Linked DNA regions of Mus musculus: region 1 is linked to region 2. Evidence: chromatin contacts called from ENCODE Hi-C or POLR2A ChIA-PET data. All regions are on one chromosome and are shown on one strand. Each heading gives the region's core, a stretch centred on a gene start or an enhancer-like site at or near the end of the contact. The rest is flanking DNA. Distances are from core to core; before and after follow the strand shown. Region 1 holds the start of 9530036O11Rik (RIKEN cDNA 9530036O11Rik). Region 2 holds the start of En2 (engrailed 2).

Region 1 (2,700 bases), core at 107-2,606, 300 kb before region 2:
CTTGCCTGTGAGTAGGATGGGAGAAAAGCCAGAGCAGATTTCTATGATCTATAAAAACAAAGCGTTTCACATTCTATTTTTCTGGTTCAACTAAGACTTTTCTGGAAATTTTTCTTTTTCCTGAAAGAGTGTTGGACACCCCAAGAGTAGTGACCTCTAGACAGCATATCCTCTTCTAAGATGCCCCTTATGGCCAGAACACTGTCCTCTAGATCCCTAACACCTTCAGTCTGCAGGCCCTACACCTAGCCAGCTTCTTTCCTTGAAAATTAGCTTGCAAAGCTCCTGTGAAATACAACTGTGTTAAGGAGCCTGAATTCCACATCAACTTACCCCAGCCCTGCACTTTGCTAGGATAGATTGGAAGGGGTTCTTCACGCATGCAGCCTTGCCCACTTTCAGTTGCCCCAGGCAGATCACCTCTACCCACCAAGCACACACCAGCTGCCCTCCATGCTGGGGTGCAGCACATAGACCCACTGAACCTATGTACCCCACCACATTCTGCAGACACTCTTTACCTGCCCCTCAGCTGGGATGCATCCATCCACCTGCAGAGGCTTGAATGTGGTGCAGTCAGTGAGATACAATAAAGGACAGTATTTTAGGGCACTTAAAACAGCAACTCTTTAGGTTGTGGCCACCTGTGATTATCCTCTATCTAAAGATGCTAAATATTCAGGAGATGCTCAGGTGAGCTGTTTTCACAACCCCGTGACGTCTGTCCTGTACACTCACATCTGGGGATGGGGTGTAAATAAGGCAAACAGGAGGGAGGCAGCGTTGCCCTCAAACAATTGAGAGGCTGTTTTATGGTCAAAGCTTGTGGGGGGGGGGGGAGCATCTGGACTGTCCTTTAAAAACTTATGCTGGCTTTAACCAAAGCATCTTCCATTTAGAGAAAGTAAGGGGGAAGCAGCCCTGAGCACAAAGCAGGCAGTGCGGGGTATTTTTCCAATAAACAGGCCTCCTCCCTCCCACCCACCTTTACCTTAGTAAAGACTTTCTTTCTTTCTTTCTTTCTTTCTTTCTTTCTTTCTTTCTTTCTTTCTTTCTTTCTTTCTCTCTTTCTTTCTTTTTTAAACTGGAAGCCTTCAGGTGAAAATAAAGCCACAGCAGCCAGAGGGGGGAGAAATGTAGTCTTTCTCAGGGTTAACATCAGAAGACAAGCTTGTGCGGCTTGGCCAATCAGATGCGCCCCTGCCAGCTATAATATAGTGCGAAAGGCAGCCTGTCTCACAAGCTCTCCAGCCTTGCTACCATTTAAAATCAGGCTCTTTTTGTCTTTTAATTGCTGTCTCGAGACCCAACTCCGATGTGTTCCGTTACCAGCGACCGGCAGCCTGCCATCGCAGCCCCAGTCTGGGTGGGGATCGGAGACAAGTCCCCTGCAGCAGCGGCAGGCAAGGTTATATAGGAAGAGAAAGAGCCAGGCAGCGCCAGAGGGAACGAACGAGCCGAGCGAGGAAGGGAGAGCCGAGCGCAAGGAGGAGCGCACACGCACACACCCGCGCGTACCCGCTCGCGCACAGACAGCGCGGGGACAGCTCACAAGTCCTCAGGTTCCGCGGACGAGATGCTGCTGCTGCTGGCCAGATGTTTTCTGGTGATCCTTGCTTCCTCGCTGCTGGTGTGCCCCGGGCTGGCCTGTGGGCCCGGCAGGGGGTTTGGAAAGAGGCGGCACCCCAAAAAGCTGACCCCTTTAGCCTACAAGCAGTTTATTCCCAACGTAGCCGAGAAGACCCTAGGGGCCAGCGGCAGATATGAAGGGAAGATCACAAGAAACTCCGAACGATTTAAGGAACTCACCCCCAATTACAACCCCGACATCATATTTAAGGATGAGGAAAACACGGGAGCAGACCGGCTGATGACTCAGGTAGAGACCCATTGCGGGTGGGAAACAGACTCCTTCCCGGGAGGGGGGGGGGGTGCGTGTGACCAAGCAGTCAGCCCTGCTCTGTTTGCTCTTTGGGCAGGTAGGAAGGCGGCTTGCTCTCTCCTTCCCCACCCACCTGCCCACCTAGCACTCCTCTTCCGGGAGGAAAAAGGAGGTGAAGGGTCCAGCAGGAAGTTTAGGGTTTGCTGGAATGGGGCACCAGAAGATGGGGTTCTCTATCTTATTAGTCTCATTTTATTAGTCTCATTTAATTAGTCTCCCGGGACGACCTCCTCTAACTACCTGTATTCTAGCTTGAAACTTAGAAAGACCTTTACTCTGAGGGAGTCTGCCCTTTCCAAGTGGAGGCAGAAAATGGAGGGAGAGGGGATGCCCCTATACACTTCAAAGGGCCTCCAGGTCACTGCAAACATAGCCTGGAGCATTTCGTCCCCTAGCTCCTACCTTTTCCTTTTCTGTGTTTTTCTCCCAAGACCACCCCACCCTTTACCCCACCACCACCAAAGAACTGTAACTGAGAAAGCCTGGGGGCAGTTCTGACAAAAGGCAGGAGCTCCAGAGGCGCCCGTCTTGTCCCCACTGTATCGCGTAGCCTGACTGCGATCCCATCGTCCTCAATTGTGCCGGTCAGAGAATGTATTGATATTTCTTTAAGGATGCTCCTCATTTCTCCAGAGCCCGCGGTACCTTAGGGGAGGGACTTGGAACTTGCTGGCTTTGCAATCGCTTTAATTTTTAACCTGCTTGCATAAGAATTAAAAGCGAATAAATATTCGGCGACGAGGGTGGATGGACAGACG
Region 2 (2,700 bases), core at 150-2,649:
TGTCCGAGTCGGAGCTCACCGACAGGTCACCGCCGCCCAAGCCCCGGGCTTTGAGCACTCCATCCAAGGAACCCCCAGGATCGCCGGGTTTTTTGGCACCACCGTGAAGTGATAGCGTCTTGGAACCTCCTTCTCCGTCGACCGCAGGGTCGCCAGCGGCGGCGGAGAGCGTTCCTCCCGCGCTGGGTGCGCACGCTGGGTTCGGTCGGGACTCCCTGGCGCCCAGTAGCTGCTCGGCTCCGCCTGCGCCGCCGCCGCCTCCTTCGGTAGTGCCAGCGCCGCCTTCGCCTCCCCTGGCTCCGCCCGCGCCCGCACAGCAAGTCCCCGCGTCCTTTCGGCGGCCAAACTCAGGCCGCAGGATGTTATCGATGAAGAAGTTGGTGATGCGATGTGGATGCTGGTGGTTGCCTGGCGCCTGTAGGACCTCGGGCAGCATCAGAGCCCGCCGGCGGCCGGTGTCCGAGTCGCTCGGGCTGCTGCCGCCGCCAGAGCCGCCGCCGGAGCTGGGTTCCGGCTGTCTCTGCGCCTCCGCCGCCGTCTCGCTGGGCTTGGAATCCTTCTCCTCCATACTTCACAGAAAATCCCAAATCGCCTCTCCACCGGCCCACCGCCAAAGCGATCTCCGGCCGATCCGCGGCACACAGCGAGCCCCGAGCGCTCCTACGCAGCCGAGTCCTCCGAGCGTGCGAGCGGCGACAGTGGCCAGGGCTGGAGTCCTACAGGTCGCCGGGCGCGCTCGGAGCCAAGCCACGTTCGGATCCACGGAGTGCGTTAGCAAATCACCAGTCTCCCCGCCGGCAGGGACGCCGGGCGATTCAACGGAAGCGGGTCCCGGTCTTGGCGACGCACCGGACTCTAGATGGTCACCGCACCACTCCGGGGACCCGGGACGTCCGTGCAACTCCGCGCTCCTTTTGGTGGTCAGCAGCCTCGGGCTCCGGCGCCGCCGCCTCCGCCGCTGCCGCGCGCATGCAGGCAGCGCGCCGCCCGCGCTCACTGCCGCTCGGGCCCGCTCGGGCAGCCACTGCTCGGCCGTTGCCACCCGCCGGTCCCGGCCGACCCTCGAGGCTGCTGGGCGCGGGTTCTCAGCGCGCCCGCAGCCGCCAGCACGCACATGGAGGGCCGTGGGCCCGCGCTGCGCTCCGCCCGCCCCGGGGCTCCCCGCGCCAGGCCGCCGCCCCGCTGCGGGCCGGGGCGCCCCACGGGCGAGCGGCTGCGCCCCCGCTGAGCCCCGCGCAGCCCCGCGGCCCGAGCCGCATGAGTGAGGGGCGGGAGGCCGGGCCGGGCAGGGCCTCCTGCGCTCCCTCCCTCCCGGTCCGCGCGCCTTCGCTGCCTCGGCTTTCGCGCGGGCTCGGGAAAATTTCAGGCCACTTAGCGCAACCTGAGACACTTTCACTCTGGATTTTTGTTCTTATTTTTAACAGAGCCCCCTCAAGTGACGTCGCGGGCCGGTCTCCTGGACACGTGCCTCGGGCCAATGGCAGCCGCGCCGCTCATCCACGTGACGCGCCCGCGGCAGCTTGGTGACAGGAACCGCCTGCCGCCCCTCCCCCGCCGCCACCTCCCCTCCCCCCTTTAAAGTGGCCGTGCCCAGGGCTCCCGGCGCGGGAGCCTATAATCCAGCCAGATCCATCGGCGAGTCAGCGGTGCTCACTCGCACTCCTCATCTTCTCTCGGTTAGAGACGCTGAGGAAGCTTGTGAACAGTCCCACCAGGTCACTGCTACGCCTAACTGGACACGCGCCGAAAGATCGTTATTTTTTAACATTCCCATATTGTTTACGGTGTGGTGAGATCCCACAATTCCTTGCACAAAATGCATAAATAAAATTAAATGAGGTACCGAGATACAAAGGGACGTTTGTGACCCGCTTTCTTTGCTGGTGGAGGGGAAAATTGTCACTTTGGTTCCCCAGCAGCGTGCAGTCCTAATCGGCAGGCAAGAGCACAGGTACCTGCAGAATCCTACTCTCAGCATGCATGTTTGTGCCTGTGCAGGAGACGCATGCATACGGAAAGATTCCACCCGTGGACAGTGGCTCCTCGGGAACCTCAACGTAGATCTTTATCTATGCGAGAATACACTTTAGTGCACCATTTAAGAAAGGAGAAATAAAAGGATTATTTAAGAAGGGTTATAACATGATCTTCTAATTTAGAAATGAGTGATGACTGCTTAGCCAAACCTTTAACCCATCCACCCCACAAGTGATCCTGAATACAGCTGTACACACACACACACACACACACACACACAGAGAGAGAGAGAGAGAGAGAGAGAGAGAGAGAGAGAGAGAGAGAGAGACAGAGAGACAGAGAGACAGAGACAGAGACAGAGAGAGAGAGAGACAGAGACAGAGAGAGACAGAGAGAGACAGAGAGAGACAGAGAGCCAGTCAGAGACAGAGACTGAGACAGAGAGCCAGTCATCAGTACTCCCCATTTCCTATGTTGAGCCACCAGGCCACTGATCTCCTTATCTTTGTATCAAAACATTTAAGCTGATTTTGGAAGAAAGCAAGGCTAATTTGAAAGAATAGGGATGCTGTGATAGGAGGGGGAGCTCCAATTTGTTTTCCCTTGCTCTGTCTTTATTCCTTCTCTAAACTTCCCTCCAGTTGCTGACAGAATGGCTCTTTTCTACTCTCTTTCCCCAACATCTCCCAAGATCTTTTCAGTTTGCTTTTCTCTCCCCTACCA

The links. Hi-C counts contacts between places; a loop is a spot of excess contacts on that map. ChIA-PET counts read pairs that join two places held with the same protein, here RNA polymerase II (POLR2A).
Region 1: a map of ES-E14 shows a loop between it and region 2 (8-fold over the local background). The contact joins the promoter of 9530036O11Rik here to the promoter of En2 in region 2. A Hi-C loop is called at or near these places in 2 of 37 maps with a recorded cell type or tissue (both ES-E14). POLR2A ChIA-PET finds 5 or more read pairs at or near these places in 1 of 5 experiments (embryonic stem cell).

Annotation. Positions count from the first base shown.
Region 1 is chr5:28,465,640-28,468,339 of GRCm38, reverse strand. It overlaps 9530036O11Rik (RIKEN cDNA 9530036O11Rik), which reads right to left and starts at 1,356. Exons shown (of 7, transcript NR_015562.2): 1 at 992-1,356. Shh (sonic hedgehog) reads left to right here and starts at 1,239. Exons shown (of 3, transcript NM_009170.3): 1 at 1,239-1,879. The coding sequence starts at 1,577.
Region 2 is chr5:28,164,395-28,167,094 of GRCm38, reverse strand. En2 (engrailed 2) reads right to left here and starts at 1,399. Exons shown (of 2, transcript NM_010134.4): 1 at 1-1,399. The coding sequence starts at 568.